Linked DNA regions of Mus musculus: all the other regions are linked to region 1. Evidence: chromatin loops called from intact Hi-C (ENCODE). Cell type or tissue: heart. All regions are shown on one strand. Region 1 overlaps Fosl2 (fos-like antigen 2). Region 2 overlaps Babam2 (BRISC and BRCA1 A complex member 2). Region 3 holds the start of Gm38424 (a long non-coding RNA gene). Region 4 holds the start of Ppp1cb (protein phosphatase 1 catalytic subunit beta).

The links. Peaks named below come from ENCODE experiments on the same cell type or tissue, not always from the same donor. Only the 100,000 strongest peaks of a DNase experiment are listed, where the experiment ranks them.
Region 2: a loop joins it to region 1, with 5 times the contacts of the local background. A loop is called at or near these places in 9 of 42 quality-filtered maps.
Region 3: it touches region 1 in a loop (2.0-fold over the local background); 21 of 42 quality-filtered maps call a loop at or near these places.
Region 4: it touches region 1 in a loop (3-fold over the local background); 2 of 42 quality-filtered maps call a loop at or near these places.

What each region holds. Positions count from the first base shown.
Region 1 is chr5:32,138,075-32,143,074 of GRCm38, forward strand. All of the region lies in intron 1 of Fosl2 (fos-like antigen 2), which reads left to right. Among named protein-coding and RNA genes, the nearest start is that of Fosl2, 4.1 kb to the left of the region's middle. In heart, a CTCF peak has its summit at 1,890 (motif pointing left); DNase peaks (open chromatin) are centred at 497, 957, 1,617, 3,997 and 1 weaker place; H3K4me3 peaks cover 1,599 bases; H3K27ac peaks cover 1,644 bases.
Region 2 is chr5:31,876,093-31,881,092 of GRCm38, forward strand. The region is part of intron 6 of Babam2 (BRISC and BRCA1 A complex member 2); the gene reads left to right. Among named protein-coding and RNA genes, the nearest start is that of Gm52770, 120 kb to the right of the region's middle. In heart, a CTCF peak has its summit at 546; a DNase peak (open chromatin) is centred at 669; H3K27ac peaks cover 520 bases.
Region 3 is chr5:31,594,491-31,599,490 of GRCm38, forward strand. It overlaps Gm38424 (a long non-coding RNA gene), which reads left to right and starts at 2,453. Exons shown (of 6, transcript XR_868330.2): 1 at 2,453-2,531; 2 at 4,237-4,347. In heart, CTCF peaks have their summits at 2,108, 4,303 (motif pointing right) and 4,889 (motif pointing right); DNase peaks (open chromatin) are centred at 2,441 and 4,310; H3K4me3 peaks cover 1,367 bases; H3K27ac peaks cover 1,648 bases.
Region 4 is chr5:32,457,694-32,462,693 of GRCm38, forward strand. Ppp1cb (protein phosphatase 1 catalytic subunit beta) reads left to right here and starts at 1,277. Exons shown (of 8, transcript NM_172707.3): 1 at 1,277-1,714. The coding sequence starts at 1,663. In heart, CTCF peaks have their summits at 1,703 and 2,920; a DNase peak (open chromatin) is centred at 1,258; H3K4me3 peaks cover 3,398 bases; H3K27ac peaks cover 3,221 bases.

The sequences.
Region 1 (5,000 bases):
CTTTTCTGTGTCTAGCTCCTCCCAAGCCCCATACCTACTAAGCACCCACTGTAGACAGCCTGGTCTGAGCATTGAGGGTCCAGTCAGTGGACCCTTTCTTACTACTGAACACCCAAATCATACCTGAGAAGTAGTCGCTTATGTTTGCATCCCAGTACATTTGGTGTTTTGGGTTGAACCCAAACATCACTCATCAATGGGTTTAGAGTCCTTTATACCTGTTGTCCCCTACTTTCCAATCCAATAACCCCACCCCATGTACCTCTCCTTTCCAACCAACATAGAAGCTTTGCGTTTCTGTTTCTTCCACTAATGAGACCAAGACAGTGAGCACTGACAGTACAATCTCCCTGCCTGGCTTTGCTCAGACTCTGGGGCCTGGATGGGAAGTCAGACCGGACATCAGTGCCCCAACTGAATAATCTGTGTCACTAGGGCTTTGAGCCCAGGATGTGAGCGGAGGCAATTCCCTGTTTTGGAAGCAAATCAGACAGGAAACCGATGCTCGGATGAAGGAAGAGAGCTCCGTCCAGCAGTGTGTAATAGGGCCTCATTACCCAAGCAAAAAGCAGCTGTTGGCTAATTCCTAGCATGCTGTAACACAGGAGGATTTTGCAATTAGCAGCAACCAGTGCATGCGATTCTCAGGTATAGCTGCCTATTCTGCTCAGCCTTATGAGCAAGAAGTCTTTCAAACCAGAGGGATTGGCAAGGTAATGCCACTTAAGCCAACTCTCAGCCTTGTCGGGGCGGTGGGTAGGAGACGAGGAACAGGGGGAAGGCTTCCCCCTCCCTGATCTGGCTGTCTATAAAACTGTTCTGTGGTCCCAGTGATAGGCCTCTGTTTTTGTTACTTCCCAAGTCTGTGCTGCTACCCCACCCCAATCTGGGCTCAAGGTAACTTTATTACATGCCAGATAAAGTCTGTAATCAGCTCTGCTCCCAGCCCTCTACATGGGGAAGCTTTCCTGGCAGTTAGTGACTGGGCCTTCCTCCTTTATGACTGCACGGTGGACCAATCCAATCAGTGGAACTTGTGAGAAGTTCCTGGTTTTCCTTGTGCAAGTGCATACTATTTTCCCCCTGTTCTCCTTGTTTGTGGGGTCCTGTATCCCCATAAATTTGCTGTCTGGCACTCCCCCCCCGACCCCCCCCCCCGCGACATCTAGCTTCATAAGGTCTTAATACTGCGTCTTAGTACTAAGTACCTAGTACTTCCCCACTGACCTGTGGGGTGGGAGGCAGACAGCTCTTTGTTAAGACCTCTGCTTGTGTCTATGGCAGGAACTCAAAACACGAAAACTATTTCCTGTTGTAGCTATAATCTCAATCTCAAAGGTTAATCAATCCCTGGCAATTTAATTTTTTTTGGAGCTAGGTGGATGCACCTCTTCCTCCTGGAGTGTGCTTTGTTGTTGTGATTTTCTTTTTCCTGGGACAACACCTCCAGATATATGCTGTGCCCTGCTCCTTGGCTGTTACGGTTTCAGGGCCCTGGCATTACGCAATCCAGCCAGTTACACAAACATAGGTCATTTCATAACTTGTTTTCTTCAGCCAGGCCCCCTTCAAATGAAAAACAAAACAAAACAAGACACGGAACTTTTCCAAGGCAGCTATCTGTTCTGATGACTTGTGAGAGTAAGTCAAGGGCATTTCCTTCAGGATCAGGGACCATCAGGCCAACTTTTCCCCCCTGCCACATTCTTCCAACAGGCGTATGCGCGCGCGCACACACACACACACACACACACACACACAAAATTCCCCAGAGTGAACTTTTGCCAACTGTACCAGGCTGGGACATTCCTCACATCAAACAACTTTTACCAGAAATGACTGTGATTTCCCAAGTCAGCCTCAACTGTACCCCTCTAGTGCCCCCTACAGGACATTTTTGGAAGAGCTATTCTGAGAATGTATTTTTCCAATCTCAAGAGTGTTAAACTTCGTTAGTTTTCCAAATTCTTAGAATTTTTCTTCTTATTTAAGGCAAACGAATGTCATATATTGAACAATAACTAACTACAAATGACTTGAATTAAAACTGAGTTTAAGAAAAAAAATCTTTTTTTTTTTTAATAAAGCCCGGTTGGAATAAAAGAGTGCTTTTTTTCTTGTTCATGAGTTGCCTCCCCCAGCCCATGGTGTTTTCAAATACTCAAGGATTGTTTTCCCCATCTGCTTGTGTGGGGAATGTTGGAGAAGGGAGAGATGCGAATTGGTGGTCTTTCTCTCTTTGTTTTTTGTGATCTTACAGATGTTGTAGATTTGGATCATGCAGTGTTATCCCAGGAATGTATCTGTTCCGCGGATTCCTCCTGGAGGAGGTGCCCAGTTTCTCACCACCATGGGGTGAAACAGCAGTCATAAACTGTCTGAGAAGTGGTTGAATTTTCCTTTCTAAAACCCTGAGTACATTTCCATTATTGTATTGACTGAGTGTATTATTATTATCGAGTGTATTATTATTATCGTATTGTACTGACTGTCTTATTATTCACACTGAATATAAAATTTGAGGGCTTGAGGTGTTTTTTTTGTGTGTGTTTGTTAGTTTGTTTTTTCTTACAACAAACACACCAGAGCCTACACACCTAAATCACATAAACCATTATCATCATCATCATCATTGACATCGCCTCCTCCCTTGCTGGACTATATGCTTAGTTGAATGCTGAGACTGCCGTTCTCAAAGGCGTTGCAATACTGGGTTTTTGTTTTGTTTTGTTTTTTATTGTTTTCAGTGCATATAGAAAATTCTCCCTGCCAACAAATCTTCTCTCGAATGGTGAATTTGATATTTGAAAATTACCAAAAGGTCTTTGGAATTAAGTCTGACACATGAAGTCTGAATGGACAGACTGGTGAGACCCCAAGTCTTGTAGGTCTCGGTCTCCAGCGTCCATTTGGAAAGATGTTCTCCCATTCAAAGCTCATAAAATGGCCCCTTGCTGACAGCATCTTTGTGTTTATGCCTTGGACATTTTCCCCTTAGTTACACAATTCCGGTTTATGTGTTGAAAAGGAAAAATTAGCCTCACTGCTGGGTGGACGGGGTTCGTCTCTATTGTGTGTTGAGTTGTGACCTCAGCAGATCAAATAATGTCAGCTGTTCTGTTTGAGATCTACGTATCTGTCCCAATCCCGCTTGGTAACTTGACCCTCTGAGCCAGTAACAAAGCTGAATCAGCCTTGACAAGTGGCCGGTGTCACTAGGCTTCCTTTCCAGCCGTTCTTTAAGAGGTGACAGACCACCCGCCCTCCCATGGGAGCAGGCTACTGTCTCGTTCATGTCTCGTATGATTAGACAAGAATCAAGGAAGACATGGAATAGGGGTGTGGGCAACCCTGGTCTGATTGACTGCAGAACTCAGGAGATGGGTGAGAGGAGGAATTTTCCCATTCAGGAGTGGGACTCTCACCAGAAAGAGCAGGAGACCCGAGTAACCTGGGGATAACCCCTCAGGGGGCTCTGCCTCTCGTTTCTTTCTGTTTCTTGCTTTCCTTCATCCTGGCAGTGAAGTGCCACAGGCTAGACTGCTTCTTTTAAATGAAGCTGAGACAGAGAAGAGACTGGTGTTGGGCAGGTCCTCTGTGATAATGTGTATAGGATAAAAGTTTGGAAATTTTGAGTTATTAGCAGCAATTTCCATTGTGACATAAATGGTTTTTCCTCAGAGGAGAAAGGCCAGAGGTCACGATGACGGCCAATGTAATGCTATACAAGAGGCCCTGGGTCCAGTGAACACACACTTGCCTGATGTTGGTGTTGGGCCTGAGAAGTGTGAAGAGAACATGCCTTTTACCCCCTCTCTCCCCAGCTAGTCTGCTGGGATGTTGGATTTCCCTAGTCAAGGCTATAGAAAGGAGATAGGCCAGTTCCTTCCTGGATGGCCTGCCTGCCTCCCTGCCTCCCTGCCTGCCTGGCTGGCGTAGCAGCTTACAGGGTCCACAGGTTCATGTCTTGCATAATTGGGGTCCAAGAAGGACCTGCCCAACAGGATGGGTCAAGAACAGCAAGCCTGAGCTCTGTTTAAACTCTGCCTGCCTAGCTTAGGACTGTGGGAGTGCCTCCATTTGAGCCTAAGGGGATGGTGGTCTAAACTCTTGTTTTCCAAGACTACTAGGTATGACTCTTTCTGAACCCAAGGTCTCATTGTTGAGTCCGGAAAGACTGTTTTCCAAGTCAGCAACTTCTGGGCTGTGAGACTTCTCTGGTCTGCTGAGTTGGTTTCTGATGAGTTGGACAGCACATCACTGAGTGAGCAGCCCATTGCGCCTCAAGCACAGAATGCTGCTGGTTAACACTGAAGTCCCCAATCCCCAAAGACACACAACACAGCTTGTAAGGATTTGAACTTTTGCTCAGGGTGTGGAGATCCAAGTTGGTGAGCGATGATCCTTGGCTTCCTGGATGAGAGGGGTATCTCTCTTGGTTTGTTTGATTGGTTGGTTGGCTTTTGCTTACCTCCTACCTGAGCCTAGGAGACCAAACTGTATTTGTAAGTGAAGTTTAATGAGCCCTGGGATTCTCATGTATTCCCTACTGATGCTCCCTGCTATAGTGGGAGAACAGAGTTGCACCACAGACGGTATGGCCCAGAAAGCTTAAGAGCTCACCGGATTTGGCTCTGGAGGTCTATGGGGGCCATTGGTCCTTTTATAGACATTTACCCAAAAGTTGACAGGGAGACACAATATTTCTAGTACTTAGAAGCTCTGCCAGGCTGGAATGCCATATAGCCACCCAACATTTCAGCCCTGTCCCCAAAGGAAGAGTTTTCCAGGGGCTTGTACCCCAAGAGAACTTGGTCCCTGGTTACTTCTCACATTCTTCTCCCCACCCCCAACCCCCCATCGCTGCCACATGATACCGGGTGCTGTCACAACATTGCCCTGCAGCCAGAAAGCTGTCTTGGTTTCTTTCTCGTCAGTGTGAACTCCTTCATGGGAATCATGACTCCATGTCCCTTTTATGGGACATTTGGGTCATTCTT
Region 2 (5,000 bases), 260 kb before region 1:
GTAAAGGTACAGTCTTGAAAAAAAAAAAAAACAACAACAAACTATCACATTACTTTGTAATTGCTGGGGGGAATCTTGGTGCCCGTTGTTGCAAATAAGTCATCAGAAATAAGACAGTGACTTGTTTCTTGCTTATGGTTTCTTGCTCATGCTTTTTGATTCTCAGTTGAAAAGGCAAACTCTCAGAGGCAGACCCTTGCCTGGCTTGTTTTCTTCTTGTCCCTAGAACAGTTCCTGACACTTGGAAACATCCAGTAAGTAGTTATCAGAAGACTGGCAGATATTGCAGCTTTTCTGGTTGTGCACACTTTCCCGCTGATGGCTACCCCTTCTCACACACCGAGGAAGCAGTGACCCTGCTGTCCCGGAGCACATGCTTATGATGTGATAAGCCACTGAATATGCCTCTGAACCGACTTGGTTGTTTTTATATGTCCACTAGCTCTCATATTTTCATGAATTTTGAATAGCATTTCAGAAAGTAATAAAAGTTGGAAGGTTATGTTAAGATCCCCTTTATCCTATTTCTCACTCAAAGTTCCTGTGTCTTTAAGAGCAGGGCTAAGTAAGTTGGTCCCCCTCCAGGTTCAAGAGGAAATGGATTGTAGCAGTTGTGCCTTCGTGCAGCAGATGTTTTGGTTGGAAAGGCTATCAGCCATCTGACTCATAGTAAGTCCTCAATTCCAGTAATTTCCCAGTTTTCAGTTACAGTAGGTAGGATGCAGGAAAGCAGCGTCTTCCACTTTGGGATCTTTGAACTTGGTTCACATATTACCACTGTTCCTGGCGCATAACTCTGTGTGAGAGGATGAAACACAAGGGAGGTCAGAGCGGTTCCAGGAATAGACATAGTCAGTTGGTGGTGTTTTTTGTGAGAGACCATTGGAGGTAAACCAAAGCCACTGGCCTCTCTGACCTAGTACTAACAGCAAGAAGCATACCCCACTGTGTTTTCCTGTAACTTCCTGCACTAATATTATTCCTGAATTAAGTTAATATGAATAACTAGTATTAATTTGAATAATCAAGTTGTTCTTATTTCCATGTACTATGTACAAACTGCAGTTTTTAATTTGTTTTGGGGATATTCTTTCCCCCAATAGAACCTTGAAAGTAATTCTGTAGTTCTTATATCATGTCTCTCATTTTAGATTATGGCTTTTTTGTGAAAGTTTACCCACTATATGTATACTTCTCAAAAGTTCAGGAAGATTTTACAGCCAGTGTTTTTAATGGACAAATAAGAATTATGGAAGGAATGCTAAATGTGTCCTGTTCTGTATTATGAGTGTGATTGAGGAATTGCTGATTCAGTGAGGTGCCGTTCCATTCCTCTCCCTCTGCTCTTGTCTGGCATCTGGGTTTCACATCATCACGTAGATGGGAAGAGTGTTAGCGTCTTCACAGATAGACACATTCAAAGCCTCGTTGCTTCTCCAGGCCCATAGCAGGACCTGGCTGTGATTTCTGAGAGCTTCCTAGGAGATTTGCCCAAGTGAAACCTGAGGGTCAGAAGGTCACCACCATTCTGGAGCTCCTAATATTTCCTAGCATGATCTTTTCTTTTTTTGGTTTTTTTTTTTTTTTTTTTTTTTTTTTTGGCTTTTCAAGACAGGGTTCCTCTGTGTAGCAGTGGCTGCCCTGGAACTCACTTTGTAGACCAGGCTGGCCTTGAACTCAGAAATCCACCTGCCTCTGCCTCCCAAGGTCTGGGATCCCCACCACTGCCCGGCGATCTTCGTCTTAGCTAATACCAGATCATTTTTAAGTAGCTATATTTAGCACCATGCTCCTCTTGTGTGGGTTGTTCTTTGCATATTTAGCTGATCAGACAGGTCATAGGTCACAGACTTCATAAACTCATCGAGCCCAGTACATTAAGAAAGCCTTTTTCACCTTTGCATTCTAAGACACATTTGTAGAGCTTCAGGCTTCAGGGGTGTCTTAGTCAGGGTTTCTATTCCTGGACAAAGCATCATGACCAAGAAGCAAGTTGGGGAGGTCAGGGTTTATTGGGCTTACACTTCCATACTGCTGTTCATCACCAAGGAAGTCAGGATTGGAACTCAAGCAGGTCAGAAAGCAGGAGCTGATGCAGAGGCCATGGAGGGATGTTCTTTACTGGCTTGCTCAGCCTGCTCTCTTTAAAATCAAGACTACCAGCCCAGAGATGGTCCCACCCACAAGGGGCCTTTCCCCCTTGATCACTAATTGAGAAAATGCCTTACAGTTGGATCTCATGGAGGCATTTCCTCAACTGAAGCTCCTTTCTCTGTGATAACTCCAGCTTGTGTCGAGTTGACACAAAACTAGCCAGTACAAGGGGTTTTTCTCCAGTGAGAGAATAAACAATAGAGAAGCGCTGACCTAGGTTACCCAATGTCTAGAGAGTCATGCTGAGAGAGAAGACCACACACTAGAAAGAAAAGACTGAAACAGTTTGTTCTCTGAGAACTCGTTTCACTCATATTTGTCTCTGTCTCAGTGAGCAATGTGATGTCTCGTACCCAGTAAAGCCCTAGATTGTGATGGGAAAGCATGGGCCAGAGTCCTGAGGGTAGAATTGTCTCCAGGTGCCCTCCCTGCTAATACAGAGTTGGAGGCTCCAGGCATTTTGTGTAGTATCTTTGAGAAATGTCTAGGCCTGCACAAAGCAGGTGATAATTGTATCTATCTTGATGGCTTGTTGGGGATTATGTCTCATCATGATGCATAGCACCCAGATAGAAATGAGCCGTATGAGGCAACTCCCAAGAGAAGCATTGCTAGTACAGATTTGGCTATTTTAGATATGAAACCTTAACTCTGTGATCGGAGAAAAGCTGTCTACCCTGGTAGATTGCTGTGATAAAACTTGATAAGATTCCGATTAGAGAAAAACAGCAATATTTGAGAGAATTATTAAGCCCATATATGTACACAAGTCTTGGTATGCAATTGAATATAAACATTCTGTACATTTGTTAATGTATTTCTGTGTTTTTGTTTGCTTGGTTTGGTTTTTTAAAGATAAAGTCCTGTTAGATGTCACAGCTGGCCCATTCACTGTCTTCCTGCCTCAGCCATCTGAATGCTGGAAGTTTAGGCATGTGCCACAATGCCTGTCCCTGAGTTTCTGTTTTCAAAATGTATGATCTTTTCTGTTTTCCTGGTGCATTTATATATTTTTTTAATTTTTTAAAGTTAAAGCTATATCTAATTTACTACAAAATATAGATATTACAGCATGTCTGTTCTTTGGCCATTTGAAAATAAGTGTTTGTCATGATGGACACAAGCTCCTTATGCTTTGATACATACTTCTTACAAGTGAGAGCCTCCCAGTAATTGTATATGCAGTTCAGGAAGTTAACATTGGTTCATTACTACCATCCAGTTTTAAGATCCATTCAAATTTCACCAAGTCACCTAGTGAGTTCTTGATAGCAGAATAATTCATGTTGACATTGTGTGATATCTTCAGCTATGTGTTTCTTCAGCCTGTAATAGAACTTTAGTTTTCCTTTGGCATTCACAACATTTAACTGTGTGTGTGTGTGTGTGTGTGTGTGTGTGTGTGTGTGTGTGTGTGTGAAGCTTTGGGTCTGTCTGATATTCTATCATGACTGGATTTCATGACAGGACATCACAGAAATGAGCTGTACTTCCCTTTCGCCTCCTCTCAGGTGACATATCCTTTCTATAGCCACTTGGCTGAGGTTGTGCTCATCGCTTGTTTGAGATTCTGTCTACCATAATTTGGATCTTAAGCATCCCTCAATGGCCCACATGCAAAGGCTTGGTCCCCAACCCACAGTACTCTCAGAATGTAGGAGGCAGGATTATTGGGACCCCAGTTCCTCTTCCTCATCTTCCTTCTGCTACTCTCTCTCCCCTCCTCTCTTTCTGCCTCTCCCCCACCATCATGGGATAAACAGATCTTTTTCATCACATGTTCCTGAAAATGCTGATTATGTTGCCTTGGCTCAAGCAATCCCAGTCTAGAAATGCTGGTCCATGGTCCAGACTAAACTTCCTTCATGCCGCCTCCCTCCTGTTGTTTTCTCACAGCAGTAGAAAGCTGATGAGTGTGCTGTCTATCGTGTTTTCACTACAAAGTTACTTCACCTTTTGATTTGTGTATATTTTGTGCTAAGTTCTTTTGTATTCTGTCTTTGTCTGTATTAACAGACACGTACATAACTGATGCTTCTAATTTCAGTTCAGTGCAGGGGCACAGTTTCTCTTTTCCTCTGAATGCATTAAATATGATTCTCATTATCTTAGTGTGTTACTATAATAAAACATGTAGGTATTATTTATTTTAATTATATATCCGTTGATATGGAACCTGTCTTGCATTGTTGCTTCTTCTGCCTCCCCCCATGAGTGAGTATGTTCCCCATTATGCTTGAAGTCTGACATGGACCAAATTACCCTTTATTCAGATTTACCTCTGTTGCTGTGATCAAATAGCTTGGAGTGTAAACAGTTTATTTCATCTGAAACGTTACAGCTTGTCATCAAAGGAAGCCAAAGCAGAAACTCAAAGCAGGAACCTGACCATGGGAACTGAAACAGACTATGGAAGGATGCTTCTTATTGGCTTGTCCAGCTTCCCTTAGACAGTCCGGGACCATCTGTTCAGGCTATAGGAATGGCCACCTTAGGATGCATCTTCCTACATCAACCATATATCAAAAATAATAAAATAAAATAAAATAAAATGTAAAAGCCCAGCAGTGGAAGCAGGGGCTGTCTCTGACTCTTTCTACCTTCAGGAGCTCTTTCCTCCTACTGGTTGCCTCATCTAGCCTTAATAGGAGAGGAGGTGCCTAGTCATAGAGCGGGCTGGTTGAAGGAGGCCTGCCTTTTTCTGAAGAGAAAAGGAAGAGGAGAAGTGGGTTGGGGAAGGAACTGAGAAAAGGAAGAGAGGAAGGAGGGGAACCTACAGTTAGGATGTTATAAAACTAACTAACTAACTAACTAATTGAATTAATGAGTTTAAAAGTCCCACAGAC
Region 3 (5,000 bases), 540 kb before region 1:
AGGGGCACTTCTCCATATCCTTCAGTCAGGTGATTAGAATCGGGTAGAGTATATAACTCAGACCTGACAGAGCCTCAGAGAGACCTGCATGACCCAGTCTGGACCAGTGAAACTTGTCTCTGGCACTGTTGCTTCAAATTTTAGACAAGAACTGTATTTTTTATCAAGATTGAAACTAAGTATGGATAAATGTTAGCATCTGTTTATTTACTTGCTTCATTCTATGTATACGGTAAAACCTGAAGTCAGTGTTTGCCAAAAGTGATATTGATTCACTTAGGATGAGCTCTGCGGATTTTATCCGCTTATATATTATTTGTATAGTTTGTATAAAGTGTTTATTTATATCAAAACAGATTTTGATATTATAAATATTGCTTTAACGATGCTTAATACCAAGTAATATTTCCTAGCATATATTTTGCTTATAACATTACTATAAAATAATATTATTATACTTTTTAAAGTTACATTTTATTATTTTATTTGTTTGTTTAGTGTGTGTGTGCACAAATGTGGAGGTCAGAGGAAACCTTGGAGGAGTTGGTTGTCCCCTACCATGTGGGTTCCAGGGATTACTCAGGCTGTCAGGTTTTGTGTCAAGTATTTTTACCTGCTGAGCCACCTCACCAGCCCATAAAACTAGTGTGAGCTTTATACTAATTCATACTGAGACAGAAACGCTTTGCCCCTCAGATGTCCGTCCCATCTCGTCTGAAAGCCAGCCAGTATGTCAGGATCTGCACTCTGATCCCTGTAGATCTGGTTTCCTGTTACCACTTCTCTAAAAGAAACTGTTCTCCCTTGAGTGGAGATGTGGCACAGTTGGTAGCATGCTTGCCTGGCGTGCACGAAACCTGGTTTCCATCCTTAGTACTGTACAAACCAGATGAAGTACTGCAAGCTGAACCAAGTAAGGGTGAGCTTGAGGCTGGCCTGGGTTATGTCTCGAAAAACAAAAAACAAGACAGCAATCACAACAAAAGCGAAGAACTCACAAAAACAACCCTTTTTACAAAAACCCAGTTCTCTGTAGAAACTGAGGCTGGGGAATTCATGGGTTCAAGGCCAAGCTGGTTTACATAGTGAAAGCTTGATTCAAAATATATAGATTTTTTAAAAAAGCAGTTCAGGGGCTGGAGAGATGGCTCAACAAATAGGAACACTAGCTGCTTTTCCAGAGGACCTGGGTTCAATTCCTAGCAACCACATGGCAGCTCACAAGTGTCTGTAACTCCAGATCCAGGGAACCTGACACCCTCACACCCATGCATATAAACTAAAGTTAAATAAATTAAAAGAGCAGTTAAAACGAGAGCATTAGCCTTACGAGGCTTGGCTGGTGTTGCCCACACCCCTCACAGAAGTAGTGGAGAGTCTCTGCTCACCTGGAGGGACTCCCTCCAAGTGGTAGTCCAGAGGAGCTGCAGTGAGCATATTACAGTGACCCGATTTTGTAGTCTTCTAGGGAGACCTCAGTGGTTCTCAGATAGACTTAGAAGTTCTTGGTAGCCATGCCATCAGCAAAGGGTCGGAGGCCAGCAGCATTGATGGGCTGCTTTGCCTGCCTTTGGGCTCAGCAACTTCAGTTACCAATCAGGAGCATCTCAGCCCGGCCCTTCTCTGGGTTCCAGTCATACACTGGCCGAGCCCCCTCCAGCAAGCAGGTAGGGCTTCTCCTGCTGGTTCCCATTATAGACAGGGTCCCTGCCTGAAGCTTGGCATTCAAAGCCTAAAGCATCCTCTGCTAATTGAGCCCCAAATCTAAATTTCCCATTGCCTCGCTTACATTGTTTCTTTCCCAGAAGAGGACGCTCTGGGTTTGTCCTTGTATAACCCAAAGACCTATTAAAATATTTTTTTCCTAAAAACAAGGGGGTTGTTTCCAGAAAAACACACACTACTACCACCTCCATAGAAGACAGAGAAAGCAGACTAAAAACCCACACTCCTGCGTCTTATGACTGTAGTCTGTCCCCTGTGTTTGCATCAGCTATTTCAGAAATAGCAGAGGCCACTTTCTGCACTTCCCATTCATTATAAATCTATCTCGAAAGCTAAGTCTGAAAAGGAGGCCACGGCCAGGCTGGAAGGCTTTATGGGAACATTTCAGTAGGAGGCGCAAGGTCAACAGAATTCGGTTTCCCTAGCGCTGGGACCTTCCTTCTTGGAATCGTACACGGGGACTGAGGGCCAGGTATCAGCTAGCTGCAGGCAGGATCAGGGGCAACTGGGATGGCGAGTTCTCAGATCCCTTCAAGCCTCAGAGCTCTGTACCTGTCAGCGGGCCCAGGCTGCTCTTCAGGTGTGGGTTTCCACTTGCCTCTTCCTGCATTGCATCAGCGGTGGGGGAACCCAGCCTCCCACCCACGCTGCGCCCACAAGTCCTTCCGGCTCGCAGAACCTCTCAGCTACTGATAACACCCTTTTGTTCTTGAATGATCCACACCCTTCGGGGGAGGGAATGAGAAAACCTCCAGGGAAAGTGCCGCGCGCCACAGATGCCGGGAAGGAAGAAGCTGGGGCGCTCTGTAAGTCCCTTTTAGCGAAGCTTGTTCCCTGGGGCTACCACCTGGCTCTGGGCTGGGTTTCCAGGCAGCGGAAGTTCTCAGGCAAGGGGCAGAGAGGAGCTCTTTAGGGGAGTCATTAGGGATTGTTTTCCAAGGAATTCTCTAGTGAAGTGTTGGGTGTCTTCCAGTGGCTTCCCACCAGACTCACAATCAGGCCAAACTCCTTCGAGTGGCATCCAGGTTTCTGTGAACCTTGCCCCAGACTTCATACCCAAGGAACTCTGATTGCTTAGAACTACCCGCCATTATCCTGGACTGGCTCTAATTTCCGTGCCTCTGTGACTGTTGCATATACTTTGGTACATCACTTTTAAACATTTAATTTTAACTTTATGTGCGTGAATGGTTTGGCTGCATGTGTATCTGCACCACATGCGTGCATGCCTGATGCCAGCAGAGGCAAGAAATGGGCTTCTGATCTCTCTGAGCTGGAGTTACAGATGGTTGTGAGCTATCATGTAGGTGCTAGGACTCAACGCTCATAACCTAACTCCTGAGCTATCACTCCAGCTCCCCACTTTTTAAGAACCCTTAAAACCCCTCAAAATGCTACTTAAAAACCTCTTCACAGCCTGGCTTGACTACCCGGACCAGGCTGGGTGCTCTGCACTCGGAGGCTCCGGGTTCCTTTCCTGGCTTATAATCTGTTAGGGTAATTATTAGGATTTGCATGCTTATCGCTTCCTAGCTGCTCCTCTAGGGCTGAGACTGTGCCAGGCAACTTTGCAAGCTGAGCCCTGATGAGTTTTCAAGTAATATTATGGAAGAATAAACACTATTCCTTTTAAGAGACTGTTCCATCAGCATGGATGTTCCTTGGCTCCTGGTGACATCTGACTTATATATTCTCATTCTCTCTCTCTCCCTCTCTCTCCCTCTTCTCTCTTTCTCTCTCTCTCTCTCTCTCCCTCTTCTCTCTCTCTCTCTCCCTCTCTCTCCCTCTTTTCTCTCTCTCTCTCTCTCTCTCTCTCTCTCTCTCTCTCTCTCCAACTCTGGACCTTGAGCCCCAAAGTTCTGGCTCCAAGATTAATGTTCTCTTTCGTTGATACCAGAGATGCTACCACAGTCTGTGAAGCATAGTAGCAATAAAGTCTTATATAACACGGACTGGCCTTAAACTCATTCTGTAGCTGAGAATGGCCTAGAACCTCTGATTCCCGCCCCCGTCAACACTTCTTGAGTGCTGGGCTGGGCTCACACTGTGTCCAGATTACTCAGTACTTTGGATTGAAATCAGGGTCTCACGCATGCTGGGCAAACACTAAGTTACATACGTTCCCAGACACCAAGATGCTATTTAAAAGCTGAGTTAGAAGCTGGGCAGTGGTGGCACATGCCTTTATTCCTAGCACTCGGGAGGCAAAGGCAGGCAGATTTCTGTAAGTTCAAGGCCATTCTGGTATACAGAGCGATTCCAGGACAGCCAGGGCCACACAGAGAAACCCTGTCTCAACCCCCACCTCTCAAAGCTGAGTCTGGGTACATAACAGTAATTCTAGCCTCAGGAGGTGAGGGAACTGCTGTCAGGTGGAGGCCAGCCTGAGCTACATAGCCAGACCCTGTCTCCAAGACCCAAAAGAAAAAAAAGAAAGAATTTGAGATGCCACCCCAGATCTTGAAAACTCCTGGAGTGGTGCCCAACAGTCTGTTTAAACCAAACCCACAGGTGATTGTGTGGCAGGCTCAAGATGGAGAGCCATGGTTTATACCACAGCCGCCCTGATGGCTTGCTGAGAACCAGGGGAGGGCGCTCCAGGACAAACTTTTAGCAGTTAAAGTAAGTACAACAATCTGGCAATGGGAAAGGGAATCTGTGAAACAGGACAGAGGACCAGAAGCTTGAATTCTGAGCTGCTCCAGCCTGTGGGGCAGCATTGTATGAGTGATGTCACGTGCATCGTTGGTTAACCAACTGACCTGGTCCTTAGTTTTCCCATCTGCAAAGTGAGGGTTCCTGCTGAATCTTCTCAGCTCTGATTTCCTCCTTCCATTAGGTTGTTCAGCTCTCCCTTACGAAGAGTGTGCTGCCGCCTGTGCCAAAGGATAGACTTAGGACAGAATGCTAGCGTTTGCTTATCCATGCTGTGAAAAGGTCTCACACTGTAGACCAGGATGGCCTCAGACTCTTGATGTTCCTCCTCTGCTGTATCAGCCCTCTTGAGTGTTTGGATTACTGGTAGGAGCCACCATGCTCAGCATGTGACCGCTCATTTAAAATTGTTTTTAAAATTTATTTTTATTCCTGAGTATGTGTGTGCCTGTCTGTCTGATGTGTGCCACATGTGTGCAGGTGCTCTTGGAGGCCAGAAGAGGGAGCTGGAGCCTTGTACTAGAGTCACAGGCAAGTGTGAGTGGCCTGCTGTGGATCCTGGGAAACGGACCTCAGTTCTCTGCAGAAGCAGCCATCTCTGCCTGCAGCCCATGACTATG
Region 4 (5,000 bases), 320 kb after region 1:
TTTATGCATATGAGTGCTTTGTCTGCATGTATGTTTGTGTACTATGTATAGTGCCCATAGAGAGGACCGAGAGGGCATCAGATGCCCTGGAACTGTTAGGTCTCAAACCTGGGACAAATGACAGAGGTACTTATTTAACATGTGAAAGTGGTTACTGGACCCAGGTTCTCTCAGCCATTCCTACCTGTTACAGGGTATGTATGGCATGCACACTCCCTGCCCTAATCTTCTCTTTCCCTCCCCCTCAGAGTCATGCTCGCTCTGAATATTCCCAGATGTCTTTCCTCCCAACTATGTTCTCCCATTTATCTCTAATAAACCTTTTTCTTCATCATACCTAGAAGCAATCATGTCCTTTTCTTTTTATTTTATTTTTATCAGAATCAAAATTACAGATAGATAGTTGTAACCATGTGGGTGCTGGGAATTGAACCCATGTCCTCTGCAAAAAAACAGGCAGTGCTCCTAACCTCTGAATCATCTCTTCAGTCCCTGTATTTGTTTTTAATTTATCCCAACTGCAAGCATTTATTATGTAGCTGAAGATGACCTTGGGCTTCTGGATCTTCTGCCTCCATCTCCCAGTTGTAGGGATTACAGGTCTCTTATGCCCGGTAAATGTGATTTTTATCCTCTAGGAACCGAGTGCAGTAGAGAAATGTTTAAAAATCACAAGATAAGAGAATTAAGCAATATAAGAAATCAATGAACAGAAAAGAACTATAGAAAAGTGGTATCCTGAGTGTATGGAGATGTCGGGAGCGTGTAAAATCTTATTGCTGTTGACTGAGGCCCACTTTGAATCCTGTTTCTTCTAGGGTCACCTGGCGAATCAGCGACTCTGGTGATGTGATACAGAGCCCTTGATCTGCAATGTCAATCTTTTTCAACAGAGAAGTCTCTTATCTCCAGCACACCTGGGTTTCCAACATAGGCAACTGAAACCCACGTTTCCGGGTTAGCGGAAATACGAGCAATTGTTTTGAAAACCAGTGACTGAAACCTAGAAAAGAAAAGCAAGGCGGGAAGAACGCAATAGTTAACTCTGCGGAACCACCAGGCCCTGGGGAGCAGGGAAGGAAGGTCATTCCAGCCTACGCCGGCTCTGCGTTCACAAGCAAGGCAGGCTCCGCCCTGCGCCTGCGTAGTGGCGACTGTTCGTTGCAGTGGAACGCCTGAGAGAGGGAATCGCTCCTGCGCGTTAGCAACCGCGGAGGGGAGGGCGGGGAGCTGGAGAGGCAGGAAGGGGACGTGGCGCGCGTGCGCGCAGTTCGGCGCGGCTAGGCGGCCCGCAAGGGCGGAGGGGAGGGAGTGACGCTGAGGGCGGGGCTGTCCGTGGCGCTGCCGAGCTTTGCGGAGCTGGGCGGTGCCGAGGAGGAGGTGGAGGAGGCGGTGGCGGCTGGGGTCTGACGCGGCCCGGTTCCTGACGCGGCCCGGTTCCTGGGGGCCTGCTTGTTTATTTATTTATTTCCAGTGGGCGCCGCCAGCGTGTGCGCGCGCTGTCGCTGCTCGGCGGGGAGGGGGTGGGGGGAGGGCCCGCGCCCGGGGGGAGTTGGAGCCGGGGTCGAAACGCCGCGTGACTCGTAGGTGAGAACGCCGAGCCGCCGCCGCCGCCGAGAAGCCCTGTTAACGCTTTAGGGAGGAGAGTCTGGTGCCGACAAGATGGCGGACGGGGAGCTGAACGTGGACAGCCTCATCACCCGCCTGCTGGAGGGTGAGTGCGGCGCCGGCTCGTCTCCCCACCCGGCCGCGGGGCCCTTCCCGCTCGAGCTGAGGTCGGAGAGGAGGGCAGGCGGGCGGGCGGGCGGGCGGGCCGGGTGCCCCAGGAGGCCAGGAGCGCGGGCTGGCGGGCGGGCAGGCGGGGAGGCCGGGCCGAGCGAGGCCGGAGGCCCATCGGCTGGTACAGTCTTCCCGAGAGGCGGCCGGGCTCCGCTTGGCCGCTGTGCTGGCCTCTGCAGACCGTTCCGAAGAAGGGGCGAGGATGCCTGCCGCTGGGCTTTGTGTGTCCGTGGAATGTGTATTTCTCGGTTCTCTTTGTGCGTTGCCCTTGGCAGCCTCCGATGGTCGTTCCGGTAGTGAATTTTACATAAAACCTTCCCAGTAAGGCTCTCGGATCGTTTGCATTTTACTGGATGCTCTAGAAAGAATTAGGGAGAGGATACGATGACTAGTTTACCATTTATTATCTGGAGTATAAAAAAACAGTAAAAATCCTGAATCAGGTTAAAGACGTCCGTTAGAAATACGAAACGCCCGGATACATGTGCTGAAGGGGTTGATTTGGGGGCTTTTTTTTTTTTTTAAACATGTTTGAGCCGAGTTTAATTTCTGCACAAACTTAGCAAATGTCTGTTGTGAATAATCTCTTGAGCTTAAAAGGTATTTTACAAGTGTTCTCAGCATTTGAAGTTCCGGGTTCTTATGCTTTTATCGATTAGTTTTGTGTTGGTGGGAACATAAGGAGAAAAGAGGAGATGGAGAGGCCAGTAGTTAAATGTATTGGTCCGTTGGGGGATACTGTTCGAAGTTAAAGGCGGGTCTTGGTCAAAAGAACCCTTTTACGCTATAAAATTTGCGTCGTCACTAATTGTGGAGTGTGTAAAAAAGAATTGCGTTTTTGAGTGGTTAAGAGTCCTTTTTGTCAGCCTCCTAATGAATGCGTGTGTTTACTACAGCGAAGCTGTTTGTGTTTGGAATTTTACCAAAGAGCGTGGAGAGGGGTGACTTTTCTTTAACTAGTTAAAGTACGAAGTATTTATTCTCTGTTTAAAACAACAACAACAACAAAACAACTCTGTTTATATGCTCCAGATGTAAAAGCTTTCCAGCAGCCTTAAGGCTGAGAAAAAGGCAGAACTTTTACCAGGAACTCTTTCTTATTTACCTTCTCCTTTAGTATCAAGTTATTCCTGGGAGGCCCCCTGGTGCTTGCTGTGTTTACTGCTTGGGATTTTGTGGTCTTTAATTGATAGAAACATCTTGCTGGGTCTGTGAGAAATTTGTTTAGTTAAAAAAAATTTATGCTTGTAGTACATGGCTGGCTCTATTAGGGAAATATAGTTATTTTAAATCTTTATATCTTGTTACTCTTCGGAGAAGGGGAATTTAAGCCCACCACTGTTTTCATATAATCTAAATTTTAAATTAAATTTGGATCAGATTTTATCGCAGTTTATTAATATTTTTAATTTTTCATAAATACCTTATAGCAGATGCATGTATTTTAAACCGATCTAGAAGCCTTTAAATCAAATGTACTTCTATACAGTTACAGATGCTTAAATACAACTAATAGAGTGGGAGTTGTAGAGAAAAAGGGGAAAGTAGCCTGAGCTATATCATTGTTAAATATTTGGTTCTATCATCAGTCACCAGCACCCACCAGTCCCCCCTTCTTGGGTAAGAATACGTTCTTTTTTTCTAATATAGCAAGTGTTTATTGACTGCACTGCCAGGCACCAGGAGTCAAAGATAAGGCTCACTCCTCACTCAAGCAGCTCAGTATAAACAAGTGGCTTCTCAGTGTGTGCTAGCCTTCCTGCTCTTCCTGCTTTGAATGTACAATTTATTAGTAGTTTTGTTACATTCTTGTTCCTTAATCCAGACGAAGACTGCTTTTGTTGTTACTCTAAAATATTACCAGTCCCTCCTTCCCTCCCCAAGCCTAAACCTGTTCAAATAAATTTTGAAGTCTTGGATTTTCTAGTGAGTAAATTCAATCTTGAAAAAAAAATTTTTTTTGAGACAGGGTTTCTCTGTACCTGGCTATCCTGGAACTTGCTCTGTAGACCAGGCTGCCTCAAACTCTGCCTCCCCAAATACTGGGAATTAGAGACATGCACCACCTCTGCCGGGCAGCCTACTTTAGTTTTCAGTATTACATGCTAATTTAACTCAAATTCAAGTGGTGCTATTCTGTAAAGTTGCCTCGCAGAACAGAATAACCTGGTTATATATTTTGTGCGTCCTAAATGAAAGTGAACATTAAAAGATACATAATTATAGTTAAAGATGTCTAGGTTATATATTTTGTGTGTCCTAAATGAAAGTGAACATTAAAAGATATGTAATTATAGTTAAAGACGTCTATCCATAGCAAGACTACAGTTAGTGGTCATTGTATTGAAAGTGTGAAGAGAACCTTCGAGAATGTGTGCTCTAAGGACCAGTATGATAAATATGACATCCTTGGTAGATAAAATGTGTGGATTCAGTGTGTTCAGCCATTTCACAGTGTATGCACTTAAAATATGTGTTCCTAAAAGATGCAGTGTTGTCTATCAATTAAAGATTGCTTTTGGCTGGGCAAAAAGTTGTGGCTTTAATCCCAGCACCCAGTAGGCTGAGGCAGGCAGATCTCTGAGCTCTAGACCAGCAAAACACAACAGGAAAAAAACCTTGCTTTTGTAAAAATGTTTTTTTGCATTAAGAGAAAAAAATTGATCAGAACCTAGTCTCATTTTAAAGTGTTTACTTTATGTTACAGTTTATTCATTTAAAAATATATTAAACTCTGATGGCCAGTTAAGTGCACTCACTTTCAGTAACTACTTTTTATGTTACTTTGTTCGATGTTAGACCATTTAAATAAAAAGACTAGAACATTGTTTGGACTGGGTGTGCTTCTCCAGTATTATTTTCTTGGTTTAAGTTTTACTTACAACTAAACAATAACTGTTTTGCCATCTGTAGTGACCCTACTATAGTCTTGTGATTTATCATAATTGATTACATAAGTTCAGATTAGTTCTGTGAGTGAGCTAGAAAGCCTGCCTAGTAAAAGGTTTTGCTTAGAGTGGTTGTTCTCTAGATATTTGAAGAGGAAGTGGGAGTCACCTGGGGGCCTTAGGTAACATTCCAAATGAGTTTATTTTGAAAGAAGTCAAAAGTAAGTAGAATCCTGATACTTTGTGAAAGAGAATCAAATGGTGCCCTTGGAGGCCAGAAGATGCCCTAGAACTGGAATTACGATGTGATGAGCCGCCCTGTGGGTGCTGAGA